Linked DNA regions of Homo sapiens: region 2 is linked to region 1. Evidence: chromatin loops called from intact Hi-C (ENCODE). Cell type or tissue: endothelial cell of umbilical vein. All regions are shown on one strand. Links, peaks and the distances in the headings refer to the core of each region. The heading gives the core; the rest is flanking DNA. Region 1 holds the start of LOC440084 (a long non-coding RNA gene). Region 2 has its middle 37 kb from the start of PRB4.

What was found. A loop is a pair of places that touch in the nucleus more often than their neighbours do. Peaks named below come from ENCODE experiments on the same cell type or tissue, not always from the same donor. Only the 100,000 strongest peaks of a DNase experiment are listed, where the experiment ranks them.
Region 2: it touches region 1 in a loop (3-fold over the local background); 1 of 110 quality-filtered maps calls a loop at or near these places.

What each region holds. Positions count from the first base shown.
Region 1 is chr12:11,477,044-11,493,770 of GRCh38, forward strand. It overlaps LOC440084 (a long non-coding RNA gene), which reads right to left and starts at 9,635. Exons shown (of 5, transcript NR_148969.1): 1 at 9,521-9,635; 2 at 9,006-9,108. It also overlaps the pseudogene HIGD1AP8. In endothelial cell of umbilical vein, for the core only: a CTCF peak has its summit at 9,716 (motif pointing left); DNase peaks (open chromatin) are centred at 6,178 and 9,728; H3K27ac peaks cover 1,220 bases; H3K27me3 peaks cover 449 bases.
Region 2 is chr12:11,339,302-11,356,028 of GRCh38, forward strand. It overlaps the pseudogene PRB1. Among named protein-coding and RNA genes, the nearest start is that of PRB4, 37 kb to the left of the region's middle. In endothelial cell of umbilical vein, for the core only: no CTCF peak of the experiment used is centred there; no DNase peak of the experiment used is centred there; H3K27ac peaks cover 419 bases.

The DNA of each region.
Region 1 (16,727 bases), core at 5,854-13,853:
GCAGGGTCTATAACTTTCTTTAACATGGTAGTGAGTATTTGAGTACCTTAACCCTAGAGATGGTCGGAGGCAGCCTCTAGACACTTAGGACAGAGCTGCAAGAAGGCTAAAGGAATTCTTACTGCTATTTCTGATTGAGAGATTGAAGCAAAACTGAGATGCTTTGATCTAGAGTCAAAGAAAGGCCTGAGAAACACAGCAGGAGAACATCCTTGTCATTCCTTCTTTTCTACCCAGATAACTCTCTTTAACCTGCACCAATTTCTCCTTGTGTGTGCCTGCCCGTGGGGTTACAGCTGCCCTGACCCAGCCACCAGCCAAGGACCAGCAAGTATACAAAAGCCTTCTAGGCAAACAGTCTTCATGTTTAAGACCAGACTCTCCACCCTATTCTTATCATTACATTCCACTTTCTTCATTTAACTGCCTACTTGACCTCCAGACCCTATTTTCTTTGATTATTTTTCTCTTTATATCTCACTTAGCAGATTCTAATGATGTTTAACTTACATACAAAGATAACTTTTATGTATTATTTGGTTAATATTAAACCTAGGCTAAAAGAAACACAAATCAATTTTTTTGAGATAGGATCTCGCTCTGTTACCAAGGCTACAGTGCAGTGGTGCAATCATAACTCACTGCAGCCTTGACCTCCCTGACTCAAGTGATCCTCCTGCCTCAGCCTCTCAGGTATCTGGAACCCCAGGTGCACACCACCACACCCGGCTAATTTTCTTATTTTTTGTAGAGATGGGATTTTGCCATGTTGTCCAGGCTGATCTTGAACTCTTGGACTCTAGCAATCCACCTGCCTCAATCTCCCAAAATGCTGGGATTACAGACATAAACCTCTGCACCCAGCCCAAATTAAAATTTTAATATACGAAACACATGTTGAATTTTAAAATTTATTTATTGTGCAATATAACAGAAACATAAAACATATATATTCAATTTTGATAAGAAATTATATAGCAAACACCCATATAGGGACCATCAGATCGAGAAATGGAACATTACCACCTCAGAAGTTGCTAGAAGTATTACTATTATCATGACTTTTGTTTTGTTTTATTTTGCTTTTTAATGTTTTCTTAATAGCTTTACCTTCTACATATAAAACCCTAGATAATATAGTTTAATATTGGCTAATGCTCAACTTCATATATATATCCACGTATTTGTTAAGCTTACTTCTTTCACCCAGCATTTTGTGAGATTCAACCATATTGTTTTCTGTAACTTCAGACTTCAGTTTCATTGCTATAAAATATTGTTTTACGATTTTACTGAAATTTATTCATCTATTCCAGTATTATGGGCTTGGAATGATTTCCATTTTAGTGCTATTACAAACAATGCTGCTAAGTACATTCTTATTCATTTTTCTTAGTGAATATATGCCAGCATTTCTCCAAGATGTATATCCTAGAGCAAAATTTCTGGGCCATAGGTATGTATATATTCAATTGTGCTATATAATAAAAATTTGTTTTTCGAAGATTTTTGTCAATTTAAATTCTTTTTTTTAATTTTATTTTATTATTATTATACTTTAAGTTTTAGGGTACATGTGCACAATGTGCAGGTTAGTTACATATGTATACATGTGCCATGCTGGTGTGCTGCACCCATTAACTCGTCAGTTAGCATTAGGTATATCTCCTAAAGCTATCCCTCCCCCCTCCCCCCACCCCACAACAGTCCCCAGAGTGTGATGTTCCCCTTCCTGTGTCCATGTGTTCTCATTGTTCAATTCCCACCTATGAGTGAGAATATGCAGTGTTTGGTCTTTTGTTCTTGTGATAGTTTACTGAGAATGATGATTTCCAATTTCAACCATGTCCCTACAAAGGACATGAACTCATCATTTTTTATGGCTGCATAGTATTCCATGGTGTATATGTGCCACATTTTTTTAATCCAGTCTATCCTTGTTGGACATTTGGGTTGGTTCCAAGTCTTTGCTATTGTGAATAGTGCCGCAATAAACATACGTGTGCATGTGTCTTTATAGCAGCATGATTTATAGTCTTTTGGGTATATACCCAGTAATGGGATGGCTGGGTCAAATGGTATTTCTAGTTCTAGATCCCTGAGGAATCACCACACTGACTTCCACAATGGTTGAACTAGTTTACAGTCCCACCAACAGTGTAAAAGTGTTCCTATTTCTCCATATCCTCTCCAGCACCTGTTGTTTCCTGACTTTTTAATGATTACCATTCTAACTGGTGTGAGATGGTAGCTCATTGTGGTTTTGATTTGCATTTCTCTGATGGTCAGTGATAGTGAGCATTTTTTCATGTGTTTTTTGGCTGCATAAATGTCTTCTTTTGAGAAGTGTCTGTTCATGTCCTTCGCCCACTTTTTGATGGGGTTGTTTGTTTCTTTCTTATAAATTTGTTTGAGTTCATTGTAGATTCTGGATATTAGCCCTTTGTCAGATGAGTAGGTTGTGAAAATTGTCTCCCATTTTGTAGGTTGCCTGTTCACTCTGATGGTAGTTTCTTTTGCTGTGCAGAAGCTCTTTAGTTTAATGAGATCCCATTTGTCAATTTTGGCTTTTGTTGCCATTGCTTTTGGTGTTTTAGACATGAAGTCCTTGCCCATGCCTATGTCCTGAATGGTAATGCCTAGGTTTTCTTCTAGTTTTTTTATGGTTTTAGGTCTAACATTTAAGTCTTCAATGCATCTTGAATTAATTTTTGTATAAGGTGTAAAGAAGGGATCCAGTTTCAGCTTTCTACATATGGCTAGCCAGTTTTCCCAGCACCATTTATTAAATAGGGAATCCTTTCCCCATTGCTTGTTTTTGTCAGGTTTGTCAAAGATCAGATAGTTGTAGATATGCAATTTAAATTCTTATAACAATCACATGAGAGTTTGCAGTTCTCTACATTCTCACCAATATTTGGTATGCCCTCCATGTTAAATTTTTACCAGTTTTGTGGGTGTGTCAGTGTAATTCATGGTAGTTTTAGTTTGCATTGCTTATCTTACCTAGGAACCTCATAAGTTAAGAGAGGCTATCAGTTACTTCCATTTTTTGAAAATCCTATGACATAGAAAAAAAAAGCTATGCCAAAAATACAAAGATGTCAACTAGTATGTGCTGTTTATCAGATAATTGCAATTTAAAAATAATAATCTGCAAAATACTATAAGCAGTGTGAGCCTCCAGGACTGGAATGCAATTTTAAACTCTTGTGTTGGACATCTTCAATCCCGTTAGCACAGACCTGGAATTATATGGATAAATCTCATTTGGAGATAACATCAAGTCTCAGATAACATTAAAAGGTCCCCTTCTCTTGGAGCACCTTTTCAAACAGAAGGCCTGAGATGAATGCTCATGGTGACTCCATCCACTACTCCTCGATTCACCACAATCCTGTCCCCTTCTCCACCACCCCCACTCTGCTCTCCCCACTCTTGCACTTGAGAAAGCCATCCTTAATGCCTGCTAGCCCTATTGGTTTCATCCTAATTTGCCTACCAATAAAATACTTTAAAATTGTGAAAGCTGCCGATGCTAAGATGGAGTCACTTACGTCAGACCCAAAGCAAAGCGGAGCCAGAGGGTCATGAGGAAGGGGCTCTCACGCTTGTATGTTTGAGATCAGAACTATTACAAAGGTGCTCTGAAGGTCTTTATGCATGTGTGCCTATGACAAGCACTATTACAAGAACTCTCTGCCAGCACACACACAAAAAAAATCCGGATTAAGTTGCTTCTATGAAGGCACCTTCCCAGCCACAGTCAGGGTTACTGATGTGTAATCACCAGCTCCTGCAGTGAGCCTCTATGGCTGATGGATTTTGTTTCAGAACAACTTACATAAAAGTTTTCTTTTTGCCTGTAACAGCTTCTTCTTGCCCAGCCTCTCTAGATATGCCCATGATTCAACATAGCCTGCGTGCCCTGGATTATAATCCTTCTGCTCATTCCCCCCAAAATTCACTTATTTGTAGAGGCTCTCTCTCTCTCTGTTATTTTTTTTTAGATTGACAAAATAAACAATGAGGGAAAACTTCAAAAATAATTTATGAAAGAAGAGTCTTCCAGATGTGTCAAGAGAAGGTGAAAGGACCTATTCTCCTACTTTGCTTTGGAGAGTATGTGTTTATTCACCAAGCACTGATTGATTAAGCACTACCATGTTCAAGGAAGTGTGCTAGGCACTATAGAGGAAATAAAGAAGAATAAAACCAAGAACCTGCCTTTCCTGAAGCTCATCTGCTGGTTGGGGGTCGAGGCATAAAAACAACCTACAAGAAGTCAGTTGGATGGTTAAGAGTTTTGTCACTCTTGGAAGATTCTCCAGGCAATCACTATTTCAGCCAGCACAGGTGTTGCTCTTTCTTCATATAAAAAAGATCAAGGATCCGAACTTATCTGAAAAGCTAAAGAGGTACCAAGTGTCCCCATTAGAATGGTGGGCTTTTCAGCAATTGTTGCATACGGATTACATGAGTTGAAGAGCAAGGGAAATACTAAAATGTCCATTCATGATCCACATGTGTGTAGCAGCCCAAGGCTTTGTTGTGGGAGCAGTGGCTCTTGTTGTGGGCTATTCCATGTTTCAGGAATTCTGGTTGAAACCTAAACCTTAGAAGAAGAGATGCCATCTTCATCTTATTGGATAAGTTCCCTTTAGTTACTCATTATTGAGCTTACATGTTTGTTGAAAATAAATCATTTGAATGGGCTTAGATGATTTTTAAAAAAATTATAACGCAATGTGATCAATTGCAGAGGGAATGAAGAGATTACAGGAGATGATCACTGAGTTAGAACTTGAAGTATGAGAAACAGTTTACCTAGAGGTAAGGAAGTATGTTTCCTATACAATTAGTAGCCTATATAAATAGTCACAGCATGGAGGATGTGCATGGTAGGCTGAGAGGACATATACAAGTGCTATGTGGACAGTCCGAAGGTATGCTTTGGAGATACAGAAAAGGGCAAAGAGTAAATGTAAAACTGGGGCAGATTCTGAAGGCATTAAGTGTCATGCCACACACAAACTATTAACAATAAATTATCAACCTTTTAAAAGAGAAGACCAAAATGATCATATTTGCATTTTACAAAGATAAATATTGTGACAGAGCAAATGTTCATTTGGGAAGAGGAGAAGAGGAGAAGACTACTCAATCTAGTTATTAAAATGAGAGCATTCACAGAGGAACACAGAGGTGAGAAGGGTGTGTTGTCAGCTGATTGTCCCTGGGTCTCTTTCAGCACCATCTTCTACTTTCCCGAATCACCTGCACAGTTCATGGCTGCTCTAGAGCTACCAACCCAATGGGTCTAGAAGCAGTCAACTGTTTCCTGGGGCAATAGATAGACCCTTGTGGGGGCCAGGCATAGCGCCTTACACCTGTAATCCCAGTGCTTTGGGAGGCCAAGAAAGGAGGATCGTTTGAGGCCAGGAGTTCCAGACCAGCCTGGGCAATATAGTGAGACACCCATCTCTACAAAGAAGTTTTAAAAAATAGATCCTTGAAAAAACCTGGGGCTGAACCTGTTTGGCATATTCCACATAAACTTTTTCTTTTTTCTTTTTTTTTTTTTTGAGACAGGGTCTTGCTCTGTTGCCCAGGTTGGAGTATAGTGGTTCAATCATGGTTCACTGCAATCTCAAACTCCTGGGCTCAATCGATCCTCCCACCTCAGCTTCCTGAGTAGCTGGGATTACAGGCATGCTCCATCATGCCTGACTAATTTTTGTATATTTAGTAGAGACAGGGTTTTGCCATGTTGCCCAGGCTAGTCTTGAACTTCTGGGTTCAAGAGATCCTCCCACCTCAGCCTCCCAAAATGCTGGGATTACAGTCGTGAGCCACAACGTCCAGCCAGAAGCTTCGAACTATAATATGTTGCTGTATCTAATCCACTTCTTAGATGAAGAAATTTAGCCCCAGAGAAGTTTAGTAACTCACCCAAGGTCAAACAACTTATCACTGGCTGAGTCAGGACTCAAATCTATCCCAAGACCGGAGGTTTCATGTTTCATGCAACAAAATGAAAACACAATAAGAACAAAACAAACCAAGAACCAAAACTCAGACTCTCTGTTTCTTGGGTCAGTTGTTTTTCTATGACTGAGTCACATCCAAGTGTGGATATTTTTAGGAAAAGCTCTAATAATTTCAGAGCTCTTACAATAGACTAGGCAGAGCAGCAAGCTCTGAAACACCCTAAATAAACATAGTTACTCCTCTGGGTGTTTTACTAAACTGGACAGTTCGGCCAGGGCTCTCCTTTGTACTTTCTGCATCACATGAGAAGAGGTTGAAGAATCTGTAGGAGTGCCTTAGTGTAGGCACAAAGCTAATCATGGTGGGGGAAACAAGCTCTTTAAGCAGCAATAGCAAAAAGCAGTGGGTCAGGTGGTTTTTTAGAGAGGCTGACATGAAAGGAAATTCAACAGAAGATAAGTGCACTTTCTGAGTTACTACTTTAGATGAAATACATGTAACCTGTCTGATGCAGAGTTAGGTAGGTAGCTAATGTGGGGTGTGATATAAGATAACCCAGACCCAAACCACATACCTACCATACCTCCAAAGCTGTCATTTACCGCCATAAGAAACAGTATTTGGGAGTGGTAAGTCATCGTCTCTAGAAACTCTTGCCTCTCCCTTCTATTCCTATTAAAGTGACTTAATAGGTGATGCATTATTTCATTCATTAATATCCTCCGTTGTGCTGCTTGGTAATACGTGCTATGGCAGCATGAGGGTTTAGGAGAAATGACTACAAAACAAATGTGGTTTACAGATGTTTTATTACAGACTCTCTTTTAATCCCCCAATCAGTTCTTTTATATAGATAATATTTTCCCCACTTAGGATGAGAAAACTGAGGCTCAGAGAGGTTAAGGGGATAGGCCCACGTTACATAGCCGGACAGAAGCAGAGCTGGGATTTTCCCTGTTGTTGTTGTTGCCTGTTGCTAGACACGGCCTTGCTCTGTCACCCAGGCTGGAATACAGTGGTGTGATCTTGGCTCACTGCAACTCATGCGACCCTCCCCGCTCAGCTTTCTGTGTAGCTGGGACTACAGGTACCCACCACCACACCCAGCTAATTTTTGTGTTTTTTGTAGAGATGAGGTTTCACCATGTTCTTGGGCTCAAGCCATTCACCCACCTCAGCTTTCCAAAGCACTGGGCTTACAGGCATAAGCCACCACTCCTAGCCTAGAGCTGGGATTTTAATCCATGCCTTCTGAAGGCAAATACTTATTCTTTTCATCACATCTGTTTGGTATATCAGCAGAAATCATTAAGACAAATGGGACTCACCACTGAAAAAAGGTACAAATATAACACATAAGAAAGTGTGGTATAAATAACAGATCCAAATTTAAAATATATATATTTAGAAAACCTTTATATCAACCAGCTTTCTAGATATTACTGAATATACTATGCTTGTGGATTTAAAATGTATCTAGGAAATACAAGCCCACGTCCTCACAGGTGCCTCCTAGGAAAAACCGGCAGGTTTGTGTTTGTTTTGTTTTTAATGATCTAAAAGAATTCAGCAGATAAATGTTTCCCCATATACCTGAAAAACCCACTCATCCTCTTAAGGCAGGTCACAAAACTGAAGAATTTTTAAACAAAGCAGAAATTTTAATCCAAATCTTTCTCCTATTCTGTTGGTGATAAACCGACTAAAAACAAAAGAACAAAACCACTGTTCTTTAAAGTTTAAACTTTCATCTGCACTCATTCTTTTTTTTTTTTTTTTAGACAGAGTCTCGCTCTGTCACCCAGGCTGGAGTGCAGTGGCGTGATCTCGGCTCACTGCAACCTCCACCTCTCAGGTTCAAGCGATTCTCGTAACTCAGCCTCCCGAGTAGCTGGATTACAGGCGCTCACCACTACGCCAAGCTAATTTTTTGTATTTTTAATAGAAAAGGGGTTTCTATTAAAAATGTTGACCAGGCTGGTCTCGAACTCCTGACCTTGTGATTCACCCACCTCGGCCTCCCAAAGTGCTGGGATTACAGGCAAGAGCCGCCGCGCCCAGCCTGCACTCATTCTTTAGAAGAATAATGCCCAAGACCACAGCCTGCAATGTGCACACAGTCACCTGGGCATCTTGTGAAAATGCGGATTCTGATTCTACGGGACTGAGGTGGGGCCTGAGACCCTGCATTTTAAACCAACCCCACACTCTGAGTAGCAAAGCCCTAAAATACTTTTGTTTGTTTAGGTTGACATATATTGTCAAATGCCGGCTTCTCTCAAACACCAGTGAAAGAACCTTTTCATAAGGCAAAGTTGAGTTTATTGCTCACCGCCATAGGGAGATGGCTACTGTGAACTGCTGGTCCCCAACCTTTTTTGGCACCAGGGACAGCTTCCATGGGACAATTTTTCTCCGGATGGGGTGGTCAGGTGGGGATAGTTTGGGGATGAAACTGTTCCACTTCAGATCATCAGACATTAGATTCTCATAAGGAGCACACAACCTAGATCCCTCACATGCACAGTTCACAATAGGGTTCGCACTGCTATGAGAATCTAAAGCTGCTGCTGATCTGACAGGAGGCGGAGTTCAGTCAGTAATGCTCACTTGCCTGCTTCCCACCTCCCGCTATGCAGCCTGGTTCCTAACAGGATACCTTTAGGTAAAGTTATTGCAGGGGTAGGAGACCCCTGCGGTAAACCAAAAATAGAATTTGAAGGCCCCTGGCAACGATCTGAATGGACTAACTCTTTGGCCAGGGCATGTAAAATTTAACCTGAAAGACTGGCTCAGGCCGTGACGGGAAGTGAGGGTTGGACATGCCTCATTAACATTAACACAGACCTTAAGTCTGATAAGAAATACTTACAATCTATTTTTCTTTAAAGCCTGCTACCTGGAGGCTTCATCTTCATGATAAAACCGTGGTCTCTACAACCCCTCCTGGTAACCCAGACATTCCTTTCGTAACTCTTTCAACCAATTCCCAATCAGAATATGTTTAAACCTACCTATGACCCGGAAGCTCCTCTTCTCTCCTCACCCTTCGAATTGTCCCACCCTTCCAGACCGAACCATGTAAATCTTCCGCATATTGATTGATGTCTCATTCTCCTAAAATTTATAAAAGCAAGCTGTACCCCAACCACCTTGGACACATGCTGTCAGGACCTCCTGAGGCACGTCCTTAACCTTGGCAAAAAAAAAAACTTTCTAAGTTGACTGAGACCTGTCTCAGATATTTTGGGTTCACACTATCTAGATTCTTAGTAGTGTCTCAAAGCCAGGTGCCAAAGTTGGGATATTTATAACATTGAAGGTGGGTCTTTCAAGGTGGGGGCATGAGGTTGATCAGAATTTGGTAAAGATCGTGATGTGGTAATTAAGGATCAGTAAATGCCATGGATTTTGAAGAGTCCTGAGGAGTAAAAGGTTGTTCAGCGCTATCAGCGGGAAAGTTGAACAGTCTGGTTTTCTCAAGGGTTGTTTTCTGGGGAATTTCCTGAAACAAAAAACAGTTACTTGCAATTTTTATCTTTCTGGACGAGAGTTTCCTGGAATAGCTGACTTTTGTTGAAGACAGTGAATAGTACAGTCATTGACAGTAAGCTGTCTGGGTGTCCATGCTTTCCGGTTTTAATACAAATCTGCACTCACATAAAATAGTGATTGCGCATCCGTTGTGACGTGGCGCTTTGGTGTCAGACAGCACCACCTGCTGGCTCATGAGGGTTAAAAACGTTTAGAACTGCAAAAGTTACTTTTAACAGCAGGGCTCTGCTGCCACCTATCGGTTTATTTTTAAACTTTTCAAATGTTTTTCTTTTATTTAATACAGGTCTACTATACTAAGCACCAATCATTCAAAAAAAAACAGGTGCTATAAGTAGAAATGTAGCGCAATATTGTGGAGGCGGACATGAAGGCAGGTGAGGTCCTGGTGAGGTGGTAGAAAGATGATTAAGGACAGGATACAGTGTACAGCCCAAAGGACAGAGTTGTCTATCTACTACGGATGACCAGTGTGGGGGCAGTTAGGGAAGCTTTACAGAGGTAAGGAACCCTAAGGTGTCTCTTGAATAAGAATTGACAAGTAGATATGAGAAGGAGGAGTTAGGAATTCCAGGCAGAAATACAGGCAATGTGAAGATATTGTGCTAGCTGGGTGATTTAGCGTGGCTGAACCACGAGGTGTAGCAACAGGTCCCAAGAGAGACATAGGAGGCCAGATCATGGAAGGCTTCATATGCCTGACTAAGGAGGTTATCCTGGAGGCAATGACTGGGGAATCACTGATGAGTATTAAGCAGGGAAAATACAGGATTAAATCAGTTTACAAACACCACTTCAGCAGAAGCATAGAGAATAGATTGGAAGAAAGTGAAATCGAAATTTGGTACATCAGTTTGGAGTCTTTTTTGTTACAAGTCATATAAACCTATTCTGCTCACTTAAATAAAAAGAGAAATTTATTGGAGATGTATCAAAAATGCGCCAAGTTATCAAGATGCTGGAAGATCAGACTAGGAAATGGGCAGGAGCATAGCTAGTTTGGAGTACGCACAGCAGCCGTCTCATGAATCTGACAGGCTTCTGCTGCAATAGGTCATCGCTGCCACCACTGCCCTGAATTAGTCCTAATCACCCCAGTGGGATCCCAGCTTGGCAGCTTTAGGCCATTTGCCCTTGCCTTGGTAGCCAGGTAGCAGAGTAAGGAATAATGAGCTGCTATGACTTCATAAAATGAGCATTAGTTAGGGTATCTGTCTGGCCACAGTAACAAAGACCAAAATTAACAATGACGCAAACCGAAGTGTATTTCTTCCTCCTACGAAGGCCCAAGTTGGTTTGGCAGCTCTTTGTGAAGCTATTGCTGGCCCAGCCTGCCTCTGCCTTTTCACTCTGCAATACTTCACGGGTTCCGTTGCACAGCCCAAGATGGCTCCTCCGATTCCCACCATCACTTTTCCATTCCAGCTAGCAGGAGCAAGGGGGAAAAATAAGATGGCATGTTCCTTTCTTTTAAGAGCACAACCTGGATGTGGCATATCTCTCTTCTAGTCACATGCCATTGTCCAGAACTTCATGACATAGCCACACCTAGCTACAAGAAAAACTAACAAAGTCAGGATCCTGTGTGGCCATGTGGGCAATTAAAATCCTACTACTAGGAAGAAGGGAAATGGGTATTGGAGGAACAACTAGAGGATCCCCAAAATAGGAAGTAAGAGGCTAGATTCTGGAATGGTCAAAAAATAAAAGATAAACGTCCAGTACAGGTGGTAGACTCTGTGTAAGAGATCAGAGGGATCAGAAATAAGGCAGGGAACAGGAGGATGGGAGCAAATGTTTTGAAATAATATGAAGAACTTAGATTCTTCAGGATTTGGAGCCTGATTTTATATAGGTGATAAGAGAAAAGGAGAGAAAGTTGAATCTCAATTTTCTGACCTTGGTGACGGAATAGATCTTTGTGCCATCCCCAAATAAGAAATATAATGGGAAGCATACATGTTTCAGAAAGGTCTACCTACCATTCCACTGGAGATGCCCAGTAGGTGGCCAAATATATCGTTTTTGACACAAGACAGATGGATTTGGTAATTGTCAGCATACTGGTGGTAGCTGAAGGTGTGGAAGATGATTACTTCACCAGGGAAGAACATGAAGCTTGAGACTAAAACAGGACTGAGGATGGAGGATTAAATTAATTTGTGAGCATACAATCAGAGTTAACCAAACCTGTTAACCAACCCCAGAGCTACAAGGAAAGCTATCAGAGCATAGTGCCAGTGATAACAGCTAGGTGAGCCACCTTCCAGTGTATCCCTGCCTTTTAACTCATCTTTTGTAAGCTAAAACATTGAAAAAGATACTCACCAGAAAGAAATACAAAATTTTCTTTAGATGCTGCCTAGAATGAGTACCTCAGCAGTGGAAATTATCACTGACATGATACAATTCAAGGAGTCAAAAAGGAGGCTGCTTTGGGCCATTCCTTCCCCACTGAAGTGACAAACCATTATTAACAGGAAATTTCTTTGTGTTAAGCATCTTTCACTGGAGGCTCATTCCCACAGAGGACTAACCCATTAAACTTCAAATATCTTGGGTAGTTTTTTTTCCAAATCATTTTTCTATCTGAAAGGAGAGGAAGAGGGAGCTCTGAAGAAGGGTTGAAGGCTACAAATAAAGGCTATCCTGTAGAATTTACTGCTTTACAATCTCTGGTTTATTACAGCTACTTCCATCTAGTAGTACTCTCTGTAGAACCTGAAAAACATAGATACAGTGGTCATTACAACAAAGTAGAACAATTTTGCTTCATAAATGTTTAGTCAATAATAGATGGGATCCTCATGCCCTTCACCATCAAGAAGTTTGCTCAACAGGTCAGTCTTTTTCTGTGAAAATAAAATAAACTGTTTTTATTTTTTAATCCCAGTATCCATCCTTAGATCGTCTCATTTTTTTCTCCTTGTTTTTCTTTTTTCAGCATGTAAAGTTACAGCTTGACCTTAGTGAAGCACTATGGACAGACATGAATAATTTTTAATAATATGAAGAATAATTACTGGGACAGTCAAAGTACCTGCTAATTATTTTTCATATGGCTAAAAATTATTCAGAATATTACTGGGACAGTCAAGTTACCTGCTAAAGTTCTGGGAGAATACAGAACTTCTGTGCTCTCTTCCCCTTTATTCATCACTTTTGAGTTATAATTTATATACAGTAACATTTATGTTTTTTAAGCCAGTCAAATTCAGCAGTGGGAGGACAGTAACTTTATCTTTTTGAAGTGTACACCTTGATGAATTTTGACAATTGTATATAGTCATTTACGCACCATCACCATCAACATATAGGAAATGTTTCACACCCCAAAGGGTTCCCCTGTCTTTAATCCCCACCTCTGACTCCCAACTCCTGTCTCCTGTTCTCTGATTTCTATGTTTACAGTTTTACTTTTTTCAGAATATTACACGAGTGAAGTCATATACTATGTAGTCTTTCATGTCTGATTTCTTTCATTTAATGAAATGCTCTTGAGATTTATCCATGCTGGCATGGGGATCTACAGTCTGTTCCTTTTGTTGTTGAGTAATATGCCACCATGTGGGTATGCCAAAATTTGTTTTTCCTTTCATCAGGTGATGGACATTTGGGTTGTTCCCAGTTTGTGGCTCTTATGGATGAATCAACTATAAACATTTACATACAGGCCTTAGTGTAGACATATATTTTCATTCCTCTTGGGAGTGGAACTGATGGGTCGTATGGGCACTTTATATTTAACTTTTTAGGTAACTAACAAACCGTTTTCCAAAACGGTGCTACTATTTTGAATTCTTACCAGAAATCCATGAGAGATCCATTTCCTTCACCTTCTCACCATCACTTGGTATTGTCTGTCTTTTTAACTTTAGTCATTCTCATGAGTGTTTTATGGTATCTCACTGTGGATTTAAGTTTCATTTCCTCAGTGAATAATAATGTTGAGTATTTTTTCATGCACTTATACACCACCCTTATTTAGGTGTCTGTTCAAATCTTTTCACCACTTTTTTTCTGAATTATTTGTCTTATTATTAAGTAGTAAGAGTGCTTTATATATTCTGGATACTAGCCCTTTGTTAGCAAGTGTCATAAACATTTTCTCCCAGTCTGTGGCTTATCTTCTCATTTTAAAAAATTTATTTTATTTGCTTACTTACTATTTTAGAGATGTATGCTGCCCAGGCTAGAGTGCAGTGACTACTCAGAGGCATGCAATCATTGTACACTACAATCATCAAACTCCTGGGCTCAAGCAATCCTTCCACCTCAGCATCTCAAGTAGCTGGGACTACTACAGGGGCATGCCACTGCACCCAGCTTTTATTTTCTTAATAGTGTTGTTCAAAAAACAAGTTTTTTAGATAAGCAGAAAGTGCGTGTGGAAAAAATAGAAGTTTTAAATTTTGGTGAAGTCCAATTTCTCATTTTTTTGTGGTTCATGCTTTTTGTATCCTATTTAGTGAATTAAAGAAGATATTAAATTCTGTGTTTTTAAATAAAATAAAGCTATAGTAATCAAGTTAATATAATATTGACATAAAGAGAGACATATAGATCAATGCAACAGAATAGAGAGTCAGTCCATTTGATCTTTGTTGTTACTGGGTTCATAATCCCAAAAGATACAACTCAAAATGCCACAATCTCAAATCCCGAAAGGTCAAATTCCTAAAATAAATCATAAAAAATTCTTTAAAAGACATTCATTTACATGTTTTAAAGAGGATTTATTTGAGAAACATAAAAACACAACAGACCATAGGCCACTTTACACAATAAAATGGACAATAATAACATACATATTTTCATAAACATAAACACTCAGGTATGCTAAAGACAGTCACATGGGTATAACAATTATGAATCATATTCACAAAGAAATAGGTCAAAAAGCCACATGGAGGGAAACGACACACACTGGGGCCTACTGGGGGGTGTCGGTGGGGAGGGAGAGCATCAGGAAGCATAGCTAATGGATGCTGGACTTAATACCTAGGTGATGGGTTGATCTGTGCAGCAAACCACCATGGCACACATTTACCTATGTAACAAACCTGCACACCCTGCTCATGAACACCTGAACTTAAAATAAAAGTTGAAGGAAAAAAAGGAAATAGGTCAAAAAGTGAAATGTATAAACGCATATCACTATGGTTAGTAAATGTGTGCACCCAGCTTTCTTAGTTCATCTGAAATACCGTGAAGAGCATCCTAAGTCTTTTGATGAGATCGATCAAAAATTGTGATGGGACAAGTTGGTCCCAGCTCTCAGAGACAGATCAATTCACCTTCTGTATTTGTTATCTCTGGGCTCCTGGGCTCCTGGCCCACGGCATGGTGTCTCCCACCACCAAGGGCAGATCTTCCCCACATAGTCCTCTCAGACTCATACATAATCTCCTGTGGAAACGTCCTCGCAGACACACCCAAAATAATGCTTTACCAGGTTTTTAGTTATTCCTTAATCTGGTTAAGTTTACATCTAAAATTAAGTCCACAAATTCACCTCTTGTTAACATGACACTTACTTGCATCTCCTTACACCATATTTAATTTCCAAATAAAGACCACAACAAGGTGCTAGTTCCACCAAACATGATGCAACTAACATGATACAACTACCTTTTATGCAACCAAAAATGCGCTAATCCCATCGCCAGAATTCAGCTTTCAGTATCTCAACATTTGGGGTTTCAACATTTGGGATTACAGCATTCGGAATTGTGTCTTTTGGGATTATAATTGGCATCATTATTACCACACCTAGAAAATTAATTGCTTAGTATCATTAAGTATTTCATGTTTCTATTTCTCTGATCTTAAAACGCTTTTTCCATTTGTTTGTTTGAATTGTTTTGCAGATATGATTCAGACCCTGTGATGAATTGAAATGTCTCCTAAGCCTCATTTTATCTATAAATTCCTCCTTTTGTCTATTTTTTCTTGCTTTTAAAAATCTTAATTGAAATAGCTGGGTTGTTTTTTCTATAGAATTTCCCCCACAGTCTGGATTTTGCTGAGCTACATGCCTTTAATGCCATTTAACACATTCTTCTGTTTTGTCTATTTCCTATACATTGGTAGTTACACCCTGAGGCTTGATCGGGCTCAGGGCCAATTTTTGCTCTGCAAGACTACATCATAGGTGTCAGCGGTTCTTCAGGAGGCATTTAATGTCTGTTTTCCTCTCCATTTGGACGCGGTCAGTCATTGAGAACCATTATCTGGCTCCGTAAGTGTGCATTCTGAGGCCAGTCCCTTCACTGTGCTTACTCACCAGACCAGTCACACACTAATAAGCAGCTACTGTAAAGGTGGGTGTCGGAGGGTAGAAATAGATAACATATAATTTGACCCGGAAGTAATAGGCAATCCACGGGGGAGCAAACTACAAACTACATTGGGAGACATAAAAACTATTATGGTCCACGCAAGTGGTGAAATTGAAGGCTCTAAAGGTAATATGACATCACAAAGGAGGGGGATAATCAGCATTCTTCAGCCCCTGGCCACCTGTCAGCATAAGAAAGCCTTTGACATGATTTCATGTTCACAATGTTTTTTCAAATAAATCAATAGAATAATGAGGCATCACATGACCCAGTGAAACATCTCAGCTTCATACATATAGTTTAAAAACAATGTAGCTTAGCAGCTGGACATGAAGAAAATATATTAACATTTCAATAGACGGAAAACTTGATATCACCAATAGTAAATGTCCTCTTACCGCCCAAATGTCTCTCCCACCCAATAATTAATGTGATCCTAGACTATATTAGCAGAATTATCAAATCTAGACTCTAAAAGATAATGATTCAATTCTATTCTACACCAGTCAAGACATTCCATGAGAACTACAAGAGGAAAATATCAAATACCATCACATTTACTTCTATACCCATATCTATATCTGTCTACGTGCTACCACAAACTATGGACACTCCTGGCATTGTATTTTTAAGTTGATGATTATACAGAATGTTTAAAAACCCCTGGGCTACACCATGAAGCAGATTTGATCAGTGGAAGCCATTTGAGCTGGTTTCATGTCCTTTTGCCATTTTCCCATAATTTTATTTGTTTGGCTCCTTTTTTTTTTCAGTACAAACATACATACACACACCAATTACATTTACATCTACACCTTTATCTGTATCTGTCTACCTACA
Region 2 (16,727 bases), core at 4,900-12,899, 140 kb before region 1:
TTTCAAGGTTTTTAGCTTCATTGTGATGGGTTCAAACATCCTCCTTTAGCTCAGGGAAGTTTGTTATTACCATTCTTCTGAAGCCTACTTCTGTCAACTTGTCAAAGTCATTTTCTGTCCAGCTTTGTTCCATTGCTGGCAAGGAGCTGCGATCCTTTGGAGGAGAAGAGATGCTCGGTTTTTAGAATTTTCAGCTTTTCTTCTCTGGTTTCTCCCCATCTTTGTGGTTTTATCTACCTTTGGTCTTTGATGATGGTGATGTACAGATGGGGTTTTGGTGCAGATGTTGTTTTTGTTGATGTTGATGCTATTCCATTCTGTTTGTTAGTTTTCCTTCTCACAGTCAGGACCCTGAGCTGCAGTTCTACTGGAGTTTGATGGAGGTCCACTCCAGACCCTGTTTGCCTGGGTATCACCAGCAGAGGCTGCAGAGCAGCAAATATTGCAGAACAGCAAATGTTGCTGCCTGATCCTTCCACTGGAAGCTTTGTCCCAGATGGGCACCTGGTTGTATGAAGTGTCAGTCGGCCCCTACTGGGAGATGTCTCCCAGTTAGGCTACTCGGTGGTCAGGGACCCACTGGAGGAGGCAATGTGTCCATTCTGAGCCCTCGAACTCTGTGCTGGGAGAACAACTACTCTCTTCAAAGCTGTCAGACAGGGACATTTAAGACTTCAGAAGTTTCTCCTGCCTTTTGTTCACCTGTGCCTTGCTCCCAGAAGTGGAGTCTACAGAGGCAGGCAGGCCTCATTGAGCTGCAGTGGGCTCCACCCCGTTTGAGCTTCCGAGCCTCTTTGTTTACCTAGTCAAGCCTCAGCAATGGTGGCTGCCCATCCCCCAGCCTCACTGCCACCTCCCAGTTTGATCTAGGACTGCTGTGCTAGCAGTGAGCAAGGCTCTGTGGGCATGGGACCCACTGAGCCAGACACAAGATATAATCTCCTGGTGTGCCGTTGGCTAAGACCATGTAAAAGCGCAGTATTAGGGCAATAGTGTCCCAATTTTCCAGGTACTGTCTCTCATGGCTTCCCTTGGCTAGGAAAGGGAATTCCCTGACCCCTTGCACTTCCCTGGTGAGGCAATGCCCCGCCCTGCTTCAGCTCACACTCTATGGGCTGCACCCACTGTCTAACCAGTCCCAGTGAGATGAACTTGGTGCCTTAGTTGGAAATGCAGAAATCACCTGTCTTCTGCGTCACTCACACTGGGAGCTGTAGACTGGAGTTGTTCCTATTCGGCCATCTTGGAAGGATCTCCTCTCATTGCTTCTTAAAGTGAGTTATCCATTTGTGAAGGTCCGATTTACTTGGCCACAAATATTTCCTAATGCATCAGTGATGTCACCATCTCTCCACCCAAGCTTCACCATAAACTTGATATTTGTTCTTCCTAAAATTTTAGTGGAATTTTTGTTGCTCTGATAGAAGCTGTTTTCAAACTGCTTTCTCAATCATGTTAGTAACTGAACTAGATCTTGTTCAGACATGTAACAAGTTAGTACAAATGTACTTTTGTACAAAAAATGTTTATATCAATGCAAACTTTTAAAAAATAATATGTATTTTCCAAAAACAGTTTGGATACCCCTTATATTATTGGAAGGCCTCCTCATACAATGAAGTTTGTTGCAGATTTCTCTGCCATCGGCTGGTGATCAGGCAGATTGTTGTTTTCCTCCCCCACTCCTCTAGAATATTAGGGATGTTTGCTAAAGAGGAAATATATTACCAGTTAGAAATTCTTCTTTGGCTATCCAATAATAAAACAGTTGCAGTTTGACTTTATATGCTTTATGGGGGACATAGAGTATTTGCTTGGCCTAGCAGGCATGCTAATGTTATTGGAATGATGGTCATTGGTTTCTACACACTCCATTTGGACAGAGAAACTGGAGATAAATGGTCCTGCCTAGTGACTTACAGTAGACCTTCAAGTAGGAAAGGATGATCAGAGGGAAGGAGCAGACGGGAGTGCTTTGCAGCCTTCCCTCATTGCATAGGTTGCTGTAGAAGTGGTAGTCCTGGTGAAAGAAAGACTCTGCCTTGGCTTGGTGAGTACAGGAAGACAGGAGGCATTGCCTTCAAATATCACTCAGCTCAGGCCCTTTCTCTGACATTTTCCTAGGTCAGCAATGAGTGAAAGAGATTAGTGTATTAGGGAAGAATAAATATCAGCTATGAACTCTTCACATACAAATAAACGGAGGTGACAGAAGAGCCGAAAGAGACTCTATCAGTGAGTGAGGGTGGGTCAAAGAAAGGAGCAGGTCTGCAGCAAGAGCTCAGGCATGTTTCAGTCAGCTGAAGCTCTCAACAATCCACTTGCCTTCTAGTATGGATGCAAACATATATTGTCTCAAACAAGAGTCTTGATTTCTGCGTCTTAAAACTGCTCTCCCCTGACATAATTTGTTATGTCTCTCCTGAAAAAATACCACACATTGTGTAATTTAACAACAGAAATTGATTTTCTCACAGTTCTGGGGACTCACAGCCCATGATCAAGGTGTTAACAGGTTCAGTTCTTCTAAGATGTCTCTTCTTCCCTTTGACTTGGCTATTTTTTTGTTTTGTCTTCACACATGGGTTTCTCTGTACACATGCACCCCTGGTGTCCCTCCATGTGACCAAAAGTTCCTTTCTTATAACAACAGGAGTCTGATTAGATTGGGACCATCTTAATAGCCTAATTTTCATTTAGGTACCTCTATAAAAAGAAATTCTTTCCAAACACAATCATATTCTGAGGTACAGGGATAGGATTTCAACATACAAATTTGGGTAAAAACAATGCAGCCCATGATACCTCCTAATCTTTACTAAAACAATAACATTTTTTACAGAGTTCTCAAGAACATAGGAGTCACTTTTTACTTTTCACTCCACACCAAGCACTGCATATAAGCAAATACAGTGGGCTCCACTATAAAACACATCCCAAGATGACCCTTTCCATAATCTCTAATATAAGGCTCTAGTGGGGGCATGACCCTCTCTCCTGGAGGACTAGAACAGCCCCTAGCTGCCCTTGTAACCTTCCTGCTCCCACCACATTCCATATCACTTCTCCTCACAATAGCCAGTGTGATCTTTTAATAATAAATATTAAATATTACCTTCTTCCTTCATATCCTCTAAGTTTTCCTGATTTTCCTTTTAGTAAGATCTTGTAAAGTTCACACCTAAGTTTCTTCGTACTCACGTGTCATTCTCAAAGACTGGGAAGCTCTATGCATGGAACTGAAAGAAGAATTTTCTTCAACTTTACAATGCGCTGGTTTGTCTAGAACAACTAAAGAGTGGTTTGCCCAGAAGTTGAACATGGACAGAGTTGTGCTGATAGTGAGTGAATTGCATTTAGTCCCTGTGGTCTGAGGGGAGTTCCTCTGTGTGCCCATTTAATCAACTAAGCATTATGATGATACAGTTAACAATTCAACACAATTGTCTCTGAGAAGTGTACTTTGCTTAGGTTTTTCTAAAAATTCTGGCTACCCTATTATGATAGTGGTTCTCATATGCTGACTTACAGTAGAGTCTTCATAAACATAACTTTCACAATTATATTAGCACATTCATATTCTACAAGCCTATTGTAACATGATAGACTATAATAGGAAATATTTACCAAGCATTGACTATGTGCCATATAATCTTCAGAACCATCTTTTCAGGTAGTAATAATTTTTATTACAAGCTTCATTTTATAGATGAGATGATGGAAGCACATGCCAAGATAGTTATAAAGTTAGTAAGTGGTGTAGATGGCGGTAGTCTCCAGAGCCTCAGTTCTTGCCTCCTTTGCTCCACTGCTCTTTGCATTTATGAACATATTTGTTTATTTTCAAGAAAGTGAGAAGAAATTAGATCCAGACAAGAAACTCAGGTACTGGTTTTAGGACCTGCTTGAAGTAAAGCTTTTCTTAAGACATGACCAGGTGAAGTGAAAAAAAAAAACAAACAAAACTATTTTCTTAAAGTTGTTTCTAAATCATAAGCACATTACACAGGCTTCTACATTCCCCTTTTCTTCATCTTTGTGTATTTAGTCATGCACATGATTAATTTCTTCTTCTTCTTTTTTTTTTTTTTTTTTCTGAAGTCTCCCTCTGTCACCCAGGCTGCAGTGCAGTGGCACAGTCTCTGTTCACTGCAACTTCTGCCACCTGGTTTCAAGCGATTCTCTTGCCTCAGCCTCCTAAGTAGCTTGGATTACAGGCACCTGTCACTAGGCCTGGCTCATTTTTTTAGTTTTAGCAGAGACAGGTTTCACCATCTTGGCCTAGCTGATCTTGAACTCCTGACCTCGTGATACACCCGCCTTAGCCTCCCAAAGTGCTGGGATTACAGGCATGAGCCACCACCCCCAGCCACTTTCTTCTTTTTTATAAATGAAAAAATCACTGGCAATCAGGATCATGAAGTGCTTTTTATGCATGCTTACACACACTTTTCTCAGGAGACATTGGCTAAACTGTGGATACCATTTAAAGTGACCAACATTTTTATTCATATCTCACAAGAAATCCAAACAAAAAGAATTCCTCACCCTGTATATGCCAGGAAAAAAACAAAAAATCAATGTACCGAGTCACCTGGAAAAATCAAATTTATGTGTAGCAAATTTTATTGTATTAGAAAGCCTTTCTGTAATGCATTGGGACTGTAAAATGTTCATGGAAAAAGTATGTTATATTTAAAAAAGAATAGATTCCAATTTTTGCACCAAAATAAACTCATATTGACATGCTCTAACATGTCTGAACAGGAGCTACTTGAGTCATCAAGAAAAATAAGAGCAAGTTCAAAAGTTCCCCTATGAGAGCATCATGAATTCTTCTAAAATTAAAAAGAGTATAAACGTGAACTTCATGGTGAAGCTTGGGTACAAGAAGGTGAAATCAATGATGCTTTCTGAAACACTGGTAGGGATAATGGCCCTAAAAATTGGCAGTTCACAAGTAGGTAACTCATTTCAAGAAGGGATAAGACAAGGTTGAACCTAAAGCCCATAGACACAGAGGATTCATATCAAATTGCATGGATAAAATTGGTACAAGATGAATTTTTGTACCAATAATTCTCGGTACAAACAAGAGCCAACACTACAAAATTCTCAATTGGTTCCCCTTACCTGATTCGAATTGAGTAATTAATGTTGAGTAAATTTTTCACTCAATGGATGCCAAAACTATAGCAAAAATATAAGCTACAGACAGGAGCAGACCTTTCCATGAAATTTTAAATAAGGGGGATGAAGATCTTGAAGCATTTCTTCAAGGAATTCTAACAGGAGATGCAACCTGTCTTTACCAGTACAATCCTGAAAACAAATACGTCAAAGCAATAGCTATCAAGAGGTGGAAAGTCCAGTCAAGGCAAAAGTGGATAAGAAAAGTGCAAAGGTCATGTCATGGCAAGAGTTTATTGGGAAGCACGAGGCATTTTGCTGGTTGACTTTCTGGAGGGCAAAAGAATGACAATATCTGCTTATTCTGAGAATAGGGTCAGAAAGCCCAAGCTTTAGTAGAGAAATGCCTGGGGAAGCTTCAGCAGAGTCCTTCACCACAACAGTGCTCCTGCTCATTTCTCTCATCAAACAGGGCCATTGTGTGAGAGTTCTGATGGAAAATCATTAATGATTCACATTACAATCCTAATTTGGTTCCCTTGGTTTTCTTTTCATTTCATGATGTCATAATGTCTGTAAAGGGCATCCAGTATTCTTCAGTTAATAATGTAAAAAAGACATACAAATACCGGCCATGCTGACAAAAACGTATGAAGATTGGTCAATAAATATTCTCAATATTCTCCCTTTATGTTGCTCATTAATGATTGGGATTGGGAAATGGTTGAAACCTGAGTATCAGGTGTTAGAATTAAAACACACTTCACAAATGAGACTTTAATTTTGACTCTCTTCCACAGATAACAAGAGATAGAAAGATCAAAGATCCCCCAAAGCTGTTACAGTTCATTGGGGAAATGTATAATTCTGATGTTTATTCAGCTGAGCCTTGAGCAGTGTCTGCACTACTTGAATTTGAAAGCAAATGTGTCTTGCTTACTTGCATGAAGACACTTAGTCCATATCTCCTTTATTACTTCTTTTCCCCTACTCCGATCTCAATTCTGTTAAGCATTCAGGCTGGGCCTGAGATCTCACTGACCCAAGGAGGACCAAAGGTCCTATACACTCATCCCAACATATTGCAAGATATCAAGTAGGGTAAGGACTCAAATTGCTTATAACTGCTCAAACCACCACTGTACTTGGTTCTTTGAGAGTGGGGAAGGCATACCGAGAGCCACAGGATGTAGCCACAGGAGCATGTGAGAAGAAAGAAAGGAAGAGAAACCAAATCTGTGTCCTCTCTAGACACTGGGAGATGCACTTTAAAGAACGGTGAATCTGGGAAAAAGCTAAGGAAGAAAAGCCTTTTTGGTAGCTCTAGTCATTCTTTTTTTTCTTTTTCTTTTTAAATACTGGGACTTGCTCTATAGCTTAAGCTAGAGTGCAGTGGCACAATCCTGGCTCACTGCAGCCTCAATCTCCTGGGCTCAAGTAATCCTTCCATCTAACCATCCTAAGTCGCTAGGACTACAGGCACACCCACTGAGATACGATAAATTGGTAATTTTTTGTAAAGACAGAGGGTCTTACTATGTTGCCCAAGCTGATCTGGGATTCTTGGCATCAAGAAGTTCTCACACCTCAGCCTTCAAAAGTAGTGGAATTAGAGGCATGAGCCACCATGCCAGGCTAGTAGATATTCTTTTTACCTAAGCCTCATTGTCCTGCACTCCGTCAATCCCCAATCAGAAGACAGCAGAGCCACCTGACTACTGTGATAGCTTCTAATAAGCAGGTGTCAACCTCTGGTGTTCCTGTAGGAAGAAAAGAAAAAAGAAGTACCTGACCAACTGATGTGGTTTGAGTCAACAGTACACAAAAGAAAAAAGACAGAAAGACTTTGTAAATTGGGCTCTTGGGACACATTCGCACAGTTTTTTGTAGTTTTTACATTTGAATGTATGGTATGATATTAAATATTTATAACATTACCTCATTAGAGACAGAGAGAAACCTCCAGGCACAAGCTCCAAGTAGAAAAATGTTAGTGGGACAAACCCTTCTGGCATTTGAACCACCCAGTGGATTACAATGTAGCACTAGTGTCTCTTCCCTCCAATGTCCAAAGCTTGCCTTTTTGAAACTTTTCTGTATTGCAAACAGAGGAAATGCATATGTGCAAGACAAAATAGAAAATCACCCAATATACTTTAAAAAACCAGAAACAATTGAACAATTATTAAGGAATGAAACAATCAAGAGACAACAACTTCGAAGCAAATTGGATATTGAAATGATGAGACTTTAAAGCAGCTGTTATAGCCATCCTTTAAGAGGTCAATGTGTACACTCTCAAAATAAAAGAAAAAACTTCTCAGCAGAGAAAAATAAAGCATATAAGATAAAATAGAAATTTTAGAACTGTGATATATAATGTATAAATTTTTTAAAATTCATTATGTGTGATCAACAGCAGAAAGAAAATGATGGAGGACATAGCGTTCTTGAGTTTGCATTAATAGGAATTATATACTCTGAACAACACAGGATTAAATAGTCAAAAAAAATTTTGTTTGTGTCACAAATAAGAAAGGCTGTAACAAATGATGTGATAATCATGCAGTCTGAGTTTCAGAAAAAGAGAAAAACGAGGATGGTATTGAAAAAGGACTCAAAGAGAAAGGCTGAACCCCCCAAACTTGCAATGGGCATAAACCTGCAGATGCAAGAAATTGAGCAAATCCCAACCAAAATATATCCAAGGAAATCTATGCCCAGCAACATTGTAGTCAAATTTCTGAAAATTAAAACAAAGAAAATGTTTTAAAGGCAGATAGAAAGAAATAATACCATGCGTATAGGAAAAACACAATGTGAATATCTGTGGCGTTACTACCAGAAAGCAGAAAACAACAGAAGAATGTAGCTCAAATATTTGAAGTGCTGAAAGAAAAAAATTGCCAACCAGAGGTTTATGTCCAATAAAACTATCCTTCAATAAGGAGAAAGAAATCCAGTCATTCTCAGAAGAATGAAAAGAAAAATCCTAACAGAATTTGTTTCCAACAAACCAATTTTTTTAAAATGGCTCAAGCAAGTACTCTAAACAGAAAAAAAGTATAGAAGAGGAATTTCTGGAACAGCAAGAATGAAGCAAAAAAAGAAAAGAAAAAAAGCAACAGAAAATGGGGAAAAAGTAAGTAAACACAAAACATTTTCCTTTTTTTCTCAAATTTTCTGCAGGAGTTTCAAATTGCTCAACTGGCTATTGCTAATATTAAGGAGGAAAGAGATCTAGGGAATGAGGCAAAAAATAACATTCTTCTCTGGTGCCCCTAGAAATAAACTCAGCCTTGACACATGGATTTAACCAAGTGAGACCCGATTCAGAATCCTGAGCTACAAAACTGAAAGACAATAATGTCATGTTGAAGCAAAAATTATAAAACGTACTGTTTTTGCTAAATGCACGTAGAGATATATTTAAGATGATTATATTACAAACAGAGGTCGGTAAATAACAGGGATATAAAGTTTTCATATTTCGCCCCCGGAGGGTAAAAAGAGCACACCACTAGACTGTGACAAACTATGTATGTGTAATGTAATACCCAGAGCAACCACTAAAAATGCTGTATACAGAATGACACTCAAAAACATTGCAGATCAACGTAAATGGAATCAAAAAACCTTTTCAAGGAATCCACAGAAGATAGAAAGAAAGAAAACAATCAAAATGAGTATAAATATAAAGTAAACAAAATGGCTGTAAATTATTAACAATTACATGAAATGAAAATGGTTATTGAAAGTAAATTTCTGCCATTTCAGTTTGTGACTTACACTATTGTATATATATATACTTCAAGTACAAATATTAGCATTACAACTAATTTTACATAAACTCATTCATATTCTCATGCGAACATCTGGAAGATGCCTGGGCAATTCTCTCCACCTGCCCTGAATCAAACCAGTTCCAGGGGAGAAAGATGTCCGTCCCATCTGTGCTATGAAGATTAATGGCCTCCCAGAGACACACCCTTCCTAGTTCCCAGAATCAGTGTATATGTTAACTTACATGACAAAGGGGTACTAAGTTTGCTAATCAATTGACCTGAATATAGAGAGACTTTATGGGATCATCCAAGTACAAGCAATGTAATCACAACATACTTAAATGTTGAATGGGGAGGCAGAAGAGTCAGTGCCAGGGTGATGTGATGTGACGTGACGTGACGTGACGTGACGTGACGTGACGTGACGTGGCGTGATGTGTCATGATGTGATGTGATGTGATGGGAGGCTTATCTGGCTACTGCTGGCATTGAAGATGGAAGAGGGCCAAGGAATGTGGGCAAGTAAATGGGTTCTGCCCTGGAGACTCCAGCATGAAACAGCCTTTCCACATGGATTTAAGCCAGTGAGACCCATTTCTGACTTCTGAGCTACAAATCCACTCACTTTGCGGTAATGTATTATTTATTGCAGCAATAGGAAAGCTAATATACTTTCCAAACATTCATTTCATACTTTTTTGTGGCCGCTCTAATGTGTTTGTGCCACTTTATAAAATATTAGAGAGGAATGAAATTATCATGGCTATTAACACAGGGCAATTAAGCAACATCTTTCCTCATAAAGTAAAAACCACTCTCAAAATTTCATTCCAATGAATAATTGTTGAGCCCATATTCAATGGAGAACAGCTAATAATTGTCCTTCCCTCATCCTTAAACAATTTCCTCCCCTCAGCCAGGATCTATGCCTCCTTTGGAAATATCCTATGCTTCTCTAGATTTCTAAAATTATTCCATCTTCTGTAATTTAGTGGTGAACTTGTGCTATAGCTCAGAACCTTCTTAGAAAATAGGAGATACCAGGTGGACACTCATGGCTAATAAAAAAATATTGCTTCATTTTCTAAGTTAACAACTTAACAACAACAACAGGGAGAAAAGAGATTGCCTTTAACTTCCATGTTAGATTTTATAGCTGACTGCATCTCAGAATATTGTCATAATAAGCAGTTATTGTCATTCTTTGGCCCTCCAGAAAGTCAACAAGCAAAACACCGAGAGATTTAAAAATAAATTTTGCCCTGACGTTTGCCCTTTGCCCATCCACTCTTGCTTTAACTTCCACCTCTCCGTAGCCATTACTTTGATTGTGTTTGGTTGCAGATTGTACAGATCAAGCCATGTTTCAATTCCTGTTACAATTCTTTGAACAAATTCTTCAGGATCTTGATACCATTTTTTTGAATTTTCAAGAAACTTCAGTTCTTGTTTGTAGCTGATCTTGGTGCAAGAGTTTTGACATCCATCGGGTGGAAATGTATCCTCTACTTTCATTATCCAGTTAGAATCATGTCAGCTGAACCAATGGAGAAGTCTGCAGTGTTGGCTATTGTTTGTACTGTTAATCACTAATCCTCTTATATTATGGTATCAACAAGATGAATTTTTTCTTTGCAAATTAATATGAGTGGTCAGCCGCTGTAGGCTTTATGTTCAAAATCATATCATCCCTGCTTAAAGTGAGTTATCTATCTGTGAGCTTCTGATTTTCTTGGCCATTGGCCTCTTAAACTTTTTGAAAAGCATCAATTATTTCACCATTCTTCTACCCAGGCTTCACCATAAATTAGATGTTTGCAGTCACTATAGTTTGATCAGAGTACATGTTGCTGTCATAGAGGCTCTTTTCAAAATACTGTCTTAGACTTCTTGATGCTGCGAGGTAGATCCTGTTCACACATGTTGTGACAATACCGTCTGAGTTCATTTTGGTTCGAAAAATTTTGGAATCCATGCAGAGCTTTTTAAATGCAATATGCATTTTTCATGATCTTTTTAGGACCCAATGTATTACAGAAAGATTTCCTAATACAATAAAGTTCGCTATAGATATCTTTGTGATTTCCAGGTGACTAGGCAGAACAAAAGCATCTATAACGTGTGCATAAGAAAAATTTGGAGGTGGGGGGATGGGGAAATAATCACATACATACGTTTCAAGAACTTTTCCAATAAAAATGGCAGACAAATAATATGATAGGAAAGAAGCACTAACAGTCTTAGGAAGACTTCTATAGAAATGGGTGATGTTTCAGCAGGCTTTTGCTGATTGAAATAATCCCATAGAGCATAGATGTAAGAATCAGGAGACAAACGGGTCACATGCAGAGGCAAAATCCCTGACCACGCAATGTGGTTCAGAATAAAGTGGGAAGTTAAGATATAGGGGTAGGAAGGCTTCACCTATGATAATAGGAGGGAAGCCAGAGACCTGGGTTTCAACTGAACATGGGTTGCTCAACTTAGTGGTGGTTATGGTGAGATCATTCTGTTCTGATTTTTCTGACTTCTTACTGAATTATCTGAGACTATCAGTGGGCAGAGAGGCAGTTTCTAATATTGAACCTTCCTTGCTTGAGAAGCAGACATGCCAGTCTCTGCAAGGTTTTTGGTATGTATGTTATCTCATTAGTCTCCATACTCTAAGGTAGTTGTTATGATTATGCTCATTTTAGATGAGGAAATTGAAGCCCTGAGAAGCCAAGTAGCCTTTTAAGAATCCAGAGATATTAAGAAAAAGAATTAGGTCTTAATTAAAACCTGAGAGTGTCCAAATTCTTTGCTCCTTAAAATCGTGCTGCCTCCTTCATGAAATCCATTCAAGTTCCATTAAAGAATGGTGAGTAACACAGGAAGGGAGAGAAGTGATCACTGTTAAAATAGGGTCAATGAGATAGACAGGGTTCTGGGGATAAGAAGCATAGAGCCATATTCATTCCCTTGAAACCAAACTCAGTTTCTTAGAAATTATAAGGATTTCATTCAGCTTCTGTGACTTTGTTGCATTTGTTGTGTTTTTTGTCCTTAAGATCACTGGAATATCAGTAAACAATCTGAAAATAATTTTAAAATTTCAATTTATGCTATAGAAGTCAGGGAAGGGCCAGGCATGGTGGCTCACACCTATAAACCCAGCAATTTCAGAGGCCGAGGCAAGCAGACCACCAGAGGTCAGGGGATGGAGACCAGCCTGGCCAACATGGGGAAACCTCATTTCTACTAAAAATACAAAAATTAGCCAAGCATGATGGTGAGCACCTATGATCTCAGATACTTGGAAGGCTGAGGCAGGAGAATAGCTTGAACCCAGGAGATGCAGGGGGCAGTGAGCCGAGATCCTGCCACTGCACTCCAGCCTGGGTGATAGACCAAGACTCCATCTTGGGTGGGGGGGGAAATAGAAGTCAGGGAAGTAGAGAAACAGTAAAATATTTTTTCATGGCACCTGGGTAAATTAGGATTAAGGAGGAGAGAAGTTTCCTGGAGCATCAAGGAGGAGGGTTCCTACATGTTCTTATACAGTCTTCTTGGTCCTCAGATCCCACATTCACAAATATTGAGAAACAGACACCACAATCAGAAATTGCAAGCTGATTATTTTATTGGTATATTGAAGTTAGAGCTATGATGACCTTTTTCCAATGTCATGGAATTTGAATCATTTGAATCACTCTCATCTTCTTATTCACTTCCTGAAACAAACAAAGAAGGAAGTTCATAGACCAGACTTGACATGGCAGGAAATGTCGAATTCCTCACTGGTCTTACTGCACTACAGTACATGAGAGCCCATCCTCTCTCCCCCATCCCTTCTACCTCCTGTGTTTCCTCCCTAATTTTTTGTGTGTTCACTCTTTGGATGCCCTTGCACAAAATGTGCTCCAAATTGTTCCTTACGTGATGAAGACAGAAGATCATTCTTAGCTTATTATTACTTGCTGCTGAATTTGTTCACAGATATATTTACACAGATGGGAACTGGAACATATTTTATAACAGTGAGAAGCTGAAACCACCCTCAGTGTCCAGTGACACAGATTGGTTAAAGAAATCACGGTGCAGCCACATAATGGAGTAGTATAAAATGGTAAAAACAAACAGATAACCACTGAAGAGATCTACTTAGCTTCATAGACGTATGTGGAAATTTTCAAAGAAATGTATTTTTTAAATGACTAACATATGTACCTGAATATAAATTATGGTATTAGTTCTGGGGGAAAAATATTCTAGTAGTCTATGTACACATAAATATTTCAAACAGAAGATGCCATAAAGTTAACAGTGGCAGTTTTCTGAAGGAGGGGAGGCAGGTAGGATGAGTCATGCCTTTAAATTTAGATTCATATTTTTCCATTGCATTAGATATTTTTTGTTAGCTTAATCATGTACTTATTGAACAGTAAGAATTTGAAAAATGAGACACCATTTAGCTGCTGAAAGTTCAGGGACCACTTGGCAGGAATACTGGACTCAAGAGGCTGGTGTGAGGCAGGACTGAGCAAACAGTGCTCAGGTGAAAACTTTAAATGGGAGGTCTCTCAGTTTGTGCACAGAAAACAGAGCGCCAGAGAGAACATGGTACTACTTCCTTGTTGCCAACACAACTTAAGACAGATTATTTGGAATTTTGTTTCTCAACATCAGAATTCCTTAAAGAGTTTGTTACAAATATAGGATCTTGTTACCCATTTCCAGAATATGTCAATACAAATCTTTAGAAATGGGATCTGGGACTATACAATGCCAATGGGCTTTTAGCTGATTCATTGGCACAATAAAGCTGGAGAGCTGTAGCAATTAGAGCACTTGGTGAAGAATAAACTGGAATCATACCTGTCATTGAATCCTAGATGACTGGGGAGGCTGTCACTGGGGAGGTCTGGAAGGTCTGCCCCCTTGAGGAGGGCGTGGTGGTCCCTGGGGCTGTCCAGCAGGAGGTGCCTGAGGCTGCTGGGGATTGCCTCCTGCTGGAGGTGGGGGACCTTGAGGATTGTTGCCTTCTTGTTGGGGTGGTCCTTGTGGCTTTCCTGGAGGAGATCGGGCACTTTGGGACTTGCTGCCTCCTTGTGCGGGTGGTCCTTGTGGCTTTCCTGGAGGTGGGGGACCTTGAGGTTTGTTGCCTCCTTGTGGGGGTGGTCCTTGTGGCTTTCCTGGAGGAGGTGGGGGACCTTGGGGCTGGTTGCCTCCTTGTGGGGGTGGTCCTTGTGGCTTTCCTGGAGGAGATTGGGAACTTCGGGACTTGTCTCCTTGTGGGGGTGGTCCTTGTGGCTTTCCTGGAGGTGGGGGACCCTGAGGTTTCTTGCCTCCTTGTGGGGGTGGTCCTTGTGGCTTTCCTGGAGGAGGTGGGGGACCTTGGGGTTGGTTACCTCCTTGTGGGGGTGGTCCTTGTGGCTTTCCTGGAGGAGATCAGGGACTTCGGGACTTGTCTCCTTGTGGGGGTGGTCCTTGTGGCTTTCCTGGAGGTGGGGGACCTTGAGGTCTGTTGCCTCCTTGTGGGGGTGGTCCTTGTGGCTTTCCTGGAGGAGGTGGGGGACCTTGGGGCTGGTTACCTCCTTGTGGGGGTGGTCCTTGTGGTTTTCCTGGAGGAGATCGGGGACTTCGGGACTTGTCCCCTTGTGGGGGTGGTCCTTGTGGCTTTCCTGGAGGTGGGGGACCTTGAGGTTTGTTGCCTCCTTGTGGGGGTGGTCCTTGTGGCTTTCCTGGAGGAGGTGGGGGGCCCTGGGGCTTGTTGCCTCCTTGTGGGGATGGTCCTTGTGGATTTCCTGGAGGACAAAGAGAGAAGAGAAAGACAGAGTAAAAGCCCACACAAGATTCACTGAATAGTTGCAGTAAATTTTTATCAGCTTGGGTAACAAGCTGAGTGGGGAAATACACAAAAATGGAACAAAGACATTAATTTATTTGCATTTTCAGTGAAGACATAGAACTCTGGAGTGGAAAGCTGGGGAAGAACAAAGCAGTTGAGGGCCTCTCAGTATAAAGAGGAGACAGAATGAGGATGCTGCCCATTTCTGTCATCTCCCAGCAGGCATTCCTGGCCGGGGGGATGAGGCAACACACTCCTGTTGTCATCTAAGCCAAGCATCTCTGCCATTCAATTTGGTGGCCTGCTCATGATGCCCAGAATCAAGGTTGCACGAAGAGTGCCTATATTGTTAGGGGCACTAACATTAATCAACTCCTGAAAGGAAAGTTTTGATAAGAAGACACTGGAGAACTGATCCACTCATAAGCAGAAAAAGACAGTCAAAACAGATTGAGAACGAATCAGGCTTTACCTGCTATTAGGGAGGGAGATTCTTCCTGGCTGACATCTAGAAGAGAAGCACAGGATGATGGGAAAAGTTACATCTTGAACCTTTCAAGACTCACAAGTGTTCTACAGGGAAAAGGGTCTTCTCATGACACCCCATGCATCCCCTAAGTTAACTAGTCAGCCACCATCTGTGAAGCTGCTGGAAGGGGAGGAAGGTGTAAGGGGAGACAGGGTTGTTATGACAGAGCAACAGCCATGAACTCAACATAGAAGAGCCCCTTTTTTCCCTCCCTAGCATCCCTCAAGACTTAATGCTAATTTAGTTCACACATGCCAGGTACTTCAATGTGATACTTTGGTGTTCTTATGCCCTCCATTTCCTATAAATACATTGCTTATGTACACATGCTTTCTCAATTGGGGTAACCAGAAGTAATCACTTCAATACAATCTTACCCATACCACTCCCAGCACATTGAAATACTGCGTGTAAGGGAGAGAAAAATGACAATGATTGGCTCTGATATTTCTGTATCTCTAGTTAAACAGAGACAAGTGTTCCATCCAATTCTCTGTCTCTGCAGTATCTCTGATACTGTGTGTGTTTATCGCCATCATCGATGCTGATGCACTGTACAGCAAGGCCACCATCATCCCTGTGTACTTACTGAGATCAGTTTAGGATCTTCACAGCTGGACTTCCATGAATCTGCCTTGCATTCTCTACTGCATCCTTCACAGCACAGTTCTATCTATAAATGCAAATCTTACCTTCTCATTCCCCTGGAACAAATTCTTTATTGGATTTCATTGTACATTAAATAAATTAGAAACCCTTAGTGTGGAATGAGGGTACAACAGGTCTCCTGATCCTAGGCATGAAAACTCTGCAGCCCCATCTGTGTTTTCATTCTCCTCTCCTCCCCGTAATTACCATTATCACCTCCTAAGCCCCAAGCAGAGTCACCACATCTTTTCCCTCTTCTGTTTTACCTTCATTTAAGTTCTGAGCTGAGCTCAGGGCCAGCAAGGCCACTGACAGCAGAATCAACAGCATCTTGCAGGAGGCTCTGGAGTCACTCCCAACTCTGTGCTGGGAGGAACGTGGCAACTCCCTTTATAAAGAGGAGAAGAACAATGGCACCTTTGAGCTCCACACTGGGTGGGCCTCACCACCTCAGAGACTGGCTTCTGCTTTGCTCACTGCAGGTCAGGTGTATCCCTTATTTTTCTTTGAGACTCTAGCCCAGAGAGATGAGTTGGATAGGATATGTTGTTAGTGTCTTATTTCCAAAAGGTACAACTATGACTTGAACAATGGTTTTGAAGGAACTGTGTCCAAGCCATCAGCACTGTGTCATCACTGAACTTTAGATATCATTAGAGTTTCAATCTTTTAGGTAAGACTATCATCCACTTTCCACTGTGCTATTTATTTCTGTTTATGTGTGTGTGAGCAGCGATGCTACAGCCAGCAGTGAAAATGGTCAATATCTCTGCATCTTTTTATGCCCTATTTCCATCTCTTGTGA